2 separate regions of the Homo sapiens genome follow, and region 1 is linked to region 2. Evidence: read pairs that join two places in POLR2A ChIA-PET (ENCODE). Cell type or tissue: GM12878. All regions are shown on one strand.

Region 1 (4,000 bases), 49 kb after region 2:
TAGCGAGAGATGAAGTTAGGTTTTCCTGTTGTGTCAACCACCAATAGAAGCCCATTGAAGCTCCAGAAGAAGAGACAAGGCACTTGGATGGCACCTGAGATTGGGAAACAGAAACAGTCAGGGCGACTTTGGGTTCTCACAGCACATAGACTAACAGAACATACTTTTTTGTGGTGACTGAGGCTTCATCCTAGACATTTCTTTGCCAGGGAGGTCTTAGGGCTTGGGACCAAGGGGTTACCTGTAGTCTTGGGTAGGAACTTGGACAGGCCATTTAAGGAGTGTCTCCATTTTCTTAGCCATAAAATAGGGACAACCTTCAAGGTGGTTGGTGGTTTTCATATAAATACATATGAAAGTATGTTAAGATATATAATACCCTCTAAAATAGAAATGAATTCAGGTTGACATTTGGGAGTCTGCGCCCACTGAACCCTTTATGAATTGCCAAGGAAGGAGAAGCAAAGGAAGTACTCTGTATGGTATGGGTCACAGTGAGCCCTGGGCTAGGAGTCAGTCAGGAAACTTAATCCCTGTCATCCTACTAACTGAGCAGCAGAACTTCAGGTGTCATCTAGTCAGTATAAGTGGAAAACTCATCGTTGTTTTTTTTTTGTTGTTTGTTTGTTTGTTTTTTTGAGACAAAGCCTCTCTCTGTCATCCAGGCTGGAAGTGCAGTTGTGTGATCATGGCTCACTGTAGCCTCGACCTGCCAAGCCGAAGTGATCCTCTTGCTTCAGCCTCCTGAATAGTTGGGGCTACCGGCACCTGCCACCATGCCCAGCTAGGACTCGGCTTTGCTTAATTCCATGTCTGTGCCCCTCCACCAGCACCCTTCATGCTCCATCAACCGAAGTAACTGTGGCGGCTGGGACTTGGAAAATACTTGCCAGCACTGTAGGGGAGTAGGATTGGTACAAACCTTCTAGAGGGCAATTTGGCAGTAACTGAAGTAATAAAGTGAGAGAGTCAGAGAGCCAAGACAGAAAGGGAGAAAGAAGAAAAGGACACACGTCTGTTTGTATGCATAAATGTCCGTCACAGCATTAAAAAAAAAATTTAAGCAGCCTAAATACCCATTAGTAGGGAAGGGACTAAACAGATTAGAGTATTTCCATATAATGGAATAGAATGGGAAGCTTAGAGTATTAAGTAAGGCTACATTAATAGGCATGGAAAGATACCTACAATCTATTCAATGAAAAAAAGATTTAAAAATAGTTGGTATCTCATAAGTACAACTATATACCCAATATATAAAAGATGCACACTAATATATAAACAGTGGTTATTTCTTGAAGGTAAGACAGTGGGTGATTTTCACACTTTCTATGCTTATTTGAATTGCCTGATTTTTATTTTTAACAATGAGCACATATTTACTTTTGTTTTTTTTTTTTTTTGAGACAGAGTCTTGCTCTGTCACCCAGGCTGGAGTGCAGTGGCGTGAGCTCAGCTCGCTGCAAGATCTGCCTCCCGGGTTCACGCCATTCTCCTGCCTCAGCCTCCTGAGTAGCTGGGACTACTGGCGCCCGCCACCGCGCCCGACTAATTTTTTGTATTTTTAGTAGAGACGGGGTTTCACCATGGTCTCGATCTCCTGACCTCATGATCCGCCTGCCTCGGCCTCCCAAAGTGCTGGGATTACAGGCGTGAGCCACTGCGCCTGGCCCATATTTACTTTTATACCCAGAAAAAATAAACTATTTTTTACTTTGGAAAAAAAAGGCTGATGGTTACCCAGTGGGCCATCCAAGGTGTCTACCTACTTGGAACTTCAAAGGCTGCCTGAGGAATACAGATGAAAAGCACACCGTAAGACGATCTTAAACTTCTTCTAGCTCTAACACTTAAAATTGGAAATATTTTCTCTCTCTCATATTGGCTTATCACCAAGGTAATAGGTAATTTTCACAGGATTGTACCTAACATATATAAAATATTTGAGGTTTTTTTAGATTGCAGGTTCAAGCTAATAAAGTTTTTCTACCACCTTCTCCATATACATAGGTAATCTGCATTGTTCAATGACTGCTTAAGATCCCATTAAATCTGTCATATTTAATGTTCAGCCCATTGTCAGAGTCCTCCTTCTAGTTGAAAACAATCCTCAGGTGCATTTTGCTTTATAGCAACTGACACTTTTTATCTTCCCTTCTAGACTATGACATCATTTTTTAATGGGGGAGGGAAACATTTCATTTAAATACTTCTTTTTTTTTTTTTGAGACAGGGTCTTGCTCTGTCACCCAGGCTGGAGTGCAGTGGTGCTATCTCAGCTCACTGCAACCTCCACCTCCTGAGTTCAAGCGATGCTTGTGCCTCAGCCTCCTGAGTAGCTGGGATTACAGGCACGCACCACCACGCCTGGCTCATTTTTTGTACTTTTAGTAGAGACAGGTTTCACTATGTTGGCCAGGCTGGTCTTGAATTCCTGGCCTCAAGTGATCTGCCTGCCTCAGCCTCCCAAAGTGCTGGGATTACAGGTGTGAGCCACTAATCTTGGCCTATCTTAATTTTTGTTTTTTTTTTTTTGAGACAGAGTCGTGCCCTATTGCCCAGGCTGGAGTGCAGTGGCACCATCTCGGCTCACTGCAACCTCTGCCTCCCAGGTTCAAGCAATTCTCATGCCTCAGCCTCCTGAGTAGTTGAGATTACAGGCACGCACCACCACACCCAGCTAATTTGTGTGTGTGTGTGTTTTTAGTGAAAAAGGGATTTTGCCATATTGGCCAGGCTGGTCTCGAACCCCTGACTTCAAGTGATCCACCTGCCTTGGCCTCCCAAAGTGTTGGGATTACAGGCGTGAGCCACTGTGCCCAGCCCCATCTTAAATATTTCTTTCTTTCTTTTTTTTTTGAGACGAAGTTTCACACTGTCGCCCAGCTGGAGTGCAGTGTCATGATCTTGGCTCACTGCAACCCGCCTCCCAGGTTCAAGTGATTCTCCCTGCCTCAGCCTCCCAAGTAGCTGGGATTACAGGAGCCTGCCACCATGCCCAGCTAATTTTTTTGTATTTTTAGTAGAAACGAGGCTTCACTATGTTGGCCAGGTTGGTCTCAAACTCCTGACCTCGTGATCCACCTGCCTCAGCCTCCCAAGGTGCTAGGATTACAGGCGTCAGCCACCACGCCTGGCCTCCCATCTTAAATATTTCTATATCCTCGATACAAGTGTAGCACATAGTAACATTATATATTATATGTCATATTAATAATATAAATAAATGTATATTATATATAATATATATTAAATAAATTGTATATAATTATTATTTGAGTGAATGTATGATCGAGGACATTCACTATTATAGATAATGCTGTTATAAATATCTATGTTTACATGGCTTTTCCTTCCATCTATTTACTTAGGCTTGTTTGGAGCCATTGAAGCTGTCAGTAAATATTTATTGACTGGCCACTTGCTGTCAAGCACTGACTGTACCAGGTACAGGGTACATAGTCTCAGACAAGACAGGGCAGCTCTCTGTGCTTGTGGAATTAAGTGTAGAAACAGGATTATTGCTCTAAATGTGCATTCATTTTTACATAAAATATTTCTTATTTTTCTATATTTTGGGAGGAGTCTTAACTTCTCAGCTTCTTTTTTTAGACATCCTGTTTTCAGACTGCCCACAAGTTTAGTATTCTTTGGGACTACCACTTTTTTGAAGTTCAAGTCCTCATCCCTTGGAATAATAAACTGAAAAGTCCCAAAGTAGAGAACAAAACAACAAAAAGAATTAAGTTATAATCATGCACCCACATGCTAGGTGCTGGTGGTCTGGGAACCTCACCTATAAAGAAGAGGATCCACTCCTTCCCTTCAAATGTAGTCAGCAGCCTCTCCCACTGGGCTTGCCAAAAGTAGCCAGAAGCACCCCAAAATCTCTGAAGATGCCTTGGAAAAAAAACCAGGTTTCTGGGTGAAGACTAGTGGGTGGACAGCTCCTTCCCCTATGCTCTGCCCCCGACCACCACCACACTGCACCCTAGCTGGG
Region 2 (4,000 bases):
TGTGCTCTTTAGAAAAGGCTGGGTTAGGGAGCTGGCACTTGGAGGCCAGGAGCTTTAGTGGCCGCTGATATATTTCAGCTGTGTTGATTATTGATCAGCTTTGAAGCAAGATTTCAGGGACTGGTACCAGCAGTGGGAGTGGCCACAGCCACCCGAGGGTGGCTGGGTCCACATCTGGGCGGGGAGAGTGGGAGCACTGGGCCACCTGGGTCACCACAGGCTAAAGATAGTCAGCTGGGGCTGGGCCTGGGCTGGGCCAGGCTGGCCAGCATCATGTGACTGGAGCCTGGCCCACCCTTGCTCCTCCTCCCGGGCCAAGGGGATGCAGACTCTGCATTCCTGAGCTGACTGGTGGTCTGCAGCTTCCTTTCAGTGGGAACTCAAGATGATCTGACCTGAACATTTCTCTCCTTCCCTTTCTCTGCCCACTCCTCTCCCTAAGAATGCCCTTCCAGCCCCTCCTGCATTTCATCCGCAGGTCTAGGGAAATTTGGGTGGGAGGACTGGGCAGAGAGGCCTCTGAGAGATGGTACCGACAGCAGCAGCTGGTGACCAAGGTGAGGAGGGCTAACATGGCATTCTCTTTACTCCATAGAAGAATGTTCCTGCTTAGGGGGTCCTGGGGTCAGTCAGTATGGGAGGAAAGGCCTGTGGGTCTCCAGGCTCCCCTCTATGACTCCACCCCATCCCCAGGATGAATGACAGCTGAAAGTAGCCAGGCTTTTCAGTTAATCTGTCCCCAGGCTGGCCTGGGAGGGACAGGCACAGGTGGGTAGTATAACCCAGGCACTCTTTCCTGCCTGCCTCACCCTCCCTTCAGATGGTATTGCTGCCTTCCACAGTCAGGGTCCCTGGACACAGGCTTAGGGAGATAGTGGTGGCCTTCCTTATATCTGGGGGCTGAGGGTGGGGCACAATCCATGTCAGCTGGATCCCCCTGAGCAGCCTCTGGGAGAACTGAGAGGAACTGGGAGGTGGGTCTGGAAGGAATGTCTCTTTCTTCATAGTGCTGCCAGTGCCAGAGTGCTGGAGTTAGACTCAAACTGGGTGTGCTTGGTGGTAGTTTCCCTTGCCTCTCTGGGTAGGGAAACTAGGCACTTCCAACCACCGAGGTGCCACTTGTCCAGCTGTTAGCTTAGGCTTCCCTGCAACAGGCTTTGGTTTTCCCCAGTATGTAGAATGATGCCCAGGCATCCCTGCTATTGAGAAACTGTCCTGTTGGCTACAATAAGGTTGTAACTTATACCCCTTAGCTTCTCTTCCACCTCCTTTTAGTGGTTAAGAGCACAGGTTTTAGAGTCAGACTGCTTGGCTCCAAATCCTGTTCCTCTCTTTGCTGGCTGTTATCTTGGCAAATAACCTTTCCACCATGTGTCTTGGGTTCCTCGTTTTAAAATGGGACCAATGAAAGAAACTAATTCAACACGATCAAGATTAAGAGAATCCATGCCCAGAGTTTAGAACAGTGTGTGGTATCTAGTAAATGCTCACTACATATTATTTACACGTGTAATTCGTGCATCTGCGATTTGCTGCTAGCATTTCTTGTGCTTTGGTGAGAAATCTCAGTGGTTGAGATCTGTCTTTCTGTTCTCACACCTGTAGACCCAATATTAGTAAGGAGGGTGACGCTGGGGTAGAATGGTAGGTAATGCTCCCAAGGGTTATACAACTGGTGAGTGTTGCATTCTGGACTGAGGCGCAGCACTGATATCAGGCAGTTGGGTTGCCTGTGAGTCAAAGCTGGGCTAGGGCCTGCGTTCCTCTGGGAGCCAGCAGTTTCTAGGACACTAGCAATTTCTCTGTATTTGGGAGGGCCCCAGCTGAAGGCTAAGGGTTGAGGCTATAACCTCAGGAATTAGCACTTGACAAGCAAAGCCTCTTCTGGTGTGAAGTCGCTATTCATTAAACAAGTGTCTGCTGTGTTGCCAGGCCCTGAGCTAGACACTGGGGTACTGCTGTGAAAGCAGCCCTGTGGTCCCTGCCCCCAGGGGAGGGGCAGATAAGTAACCAGCCCATTTAACATTTACAATACCGTGGGAGCACATAGCAGGGTGCTTCACCACACTTGAGGTCTGGGAGGTCTACCCGAAGGAGGTCGACCTAACGGCCAAGTGTATGGTAGCAGATGGGTGAGTGTGAATGTAATACAGCCCCTAAACCCAACAGATTACCTTGTTCTCAAGGTAGTAGTTCTTAGCTCTCTGGTAAACAGCCTTTTCAGATGCCAATCTCCAGGAGATGATACCAGTCCCCAAATAAGCATTTGGTCTTCCTAATTTTCCTGGCAGTGTTCAGGCCTGAAATCTGGTAGTCCTTCTAGTCACCCACTCTGGGTCCTGAAGGCTTTCTTTGAATAGCTCAGCCTTTTCTCACCTTTCATGCACAGGTCCCTCAGTTTTAATTCTAGCTTCTCTCTGCCTCTTACCAGATCTTTTTACTGTGACCTGATGAGTTTGAATCACCCATGTGCTTTCTACCTGTTGGTTGAACCAAGTTCTTGCTCCTCAGACCTTCACATCTGGAACCTCTGGGTAGTTTTTGTTTCAAAGGTCGGCAGCCTTAGGATCTTTTGAGAAGAAGACAATAGTGAAAACACTTTTAAATCTTTTTATCTGGCTGTGTACTGGCCAGGGTTATGGGTTTAGTAGGCTGAGAGAGACTCCTTGAGCCTGGCCTGTTTTCCTTTTCTGTTCTGAGTAAAAAGTGGAATGACTGAATTTCAACTGAAAGGGAACTCTTGTCAGCCTTCGCCATGTTCTTCCTTCCTCCCTAACAAAGCAGGGCTTTATGTCAAAGCACCCCTGGGGGACCTGTGATAAATTCCCCCATCTGTCTTTCCTCATTTTAAACTACAAAGTTTGGAAGCCTTCCTCTTTCCTGGGGAAACTTGCCCTGGGGCCCAGGTGCCTCCTGTCTCTGAAGGGCAATGTGGTGGTGTGGTATCCCCATCCAGTGGGCATGGATTACCGCTCAGAAGAGCCAGGTGAGGTGGGTGGCCTCATTTGCAGTCTGGACTGTATGAATTGAACCAATTAATCACCCCAAGAGTTTTTCCCGTACATTCTGATTCTTTCATTTTGAGAGATGATTTGGTGTATCTCCCCCCATCCCCATCTCTATCTCAGAGTGAGGGTGGCGATTGCTTGGAAATAGTAAGCTTCCTTTGTGAATTGTAATATTAGCATTTGTTGGGCATTTATTGTGTGCTAGGTACTCTTAGTATGCTCTGTTTGTTTAACTGTTCCAGCAGCCATGTAACTATGACTTCAATTTTACAGAGGAAGGTGAAGTTCAGAGGGACCCTGTGAGGAGCAGAGTAGGTAGGGACTCCACCCTAAGTCCATCCCATAGCAAAGTCCATGTGCTTAATGGGGCCCTCTGACTTTCCTAGGTGGTCTTTGAATGAGGGGGTGTTAGACACACTTGAAAATAGAGGCTTAAAGAATCTCGGGGTTAGACATTCGAGGTCGTGTGGTCATTAACCACTCCACTTTACAGAGGAGCCGCCATCCCTATTCCAACCATCCCAGTTAGTAATTCCTCTCTGCCCTGCCATTCCTCAGCACCCACCTTCTACCCCTCATTTCTCTTCATCCTTCATTAGCAGTAGTAGCATCAGCTCCCTGCTCCTTGACACTCAAAATAACCTTAAGTAATCCAAGTGAAAATAGTGGGTTTGCCATGCAGATAGTTGCCAGAAAAGTCCTCTAGTGTTCTCAACACCACCATATTCAGATTGCTTCTTGCACATAGCAATTTTGGTATGCTTCACTTTTTTTTTTGAGATGGAGTTTCACTCTTGTCACCCAAGCTGGAGTGCAGTGGCGCGATCTCAGCTCACTGCAACCTCCGCCTCCCGGGTTCAAGCGACTGTCCTGCCTCAGCCTCCTGAGTAGCTGGGAATACAGGCGCCCACCACACCCGGCTAATTTTTTGTATTTTTAGTATAGACAGAGTTTCACCATGTTGGCCAGGCTGGTCTCTAACTCCTGACCTC

What was found. ChIA-PET counts read pairs that join two places held together with the same protein. Peaks named below come from ENCODE experiments on the same cell type or tissue, not always from the same donor. Only the 100,000 strongest peaks of a DNase experiment are listed, where the experiment ranks them.
Region 1: POLR2A ChIA-PET joins it to region 2 with 11 read pairs; 10 of 35 experiments call an interaction of 5 or more read pairs at or near these places.

Annotation. Positions count from the first base shown.
Region 1 is chr5:154,830,829-154,834,828 of GRCh38, forward strand. It overlaps FAXDC2 (fatty acid hydroxylase domain containing 2), which reads right to left. Exons shown (of 9, transcript NM_032385.5): 4 at 3,797-3,900; 5 at 1-94. Among named protein-coding and RNA genes, the nearest start is that of MIR378H, 3.4 kb to the left of the region's middle. In GM12878, no CTCF peak of the experiment used is centred here; no DNase peak of the experiment used is centred here.
Region 2 is chr5:154,782,275-154,786,274 of GRCh38, forward strand. The region is part of intron 1 of LARP1 (La ribonucleoprotein 1, translational regulator); the gene reads left to right. Among named protein-coding and RNA genes, the nearest start is that of LARP1, 29 kb to the left of the region's middle. RefSeq lists enhancers at 1-337, 15-114, 1,716-1,975, 1,996-2,215, 2,426-2,485. In GM12878, no CTCF peak of the experiment used is centred here; a DNase peak (open chromatin) is centred at 1,577; H3K27ac peaks cover 3,705 bases.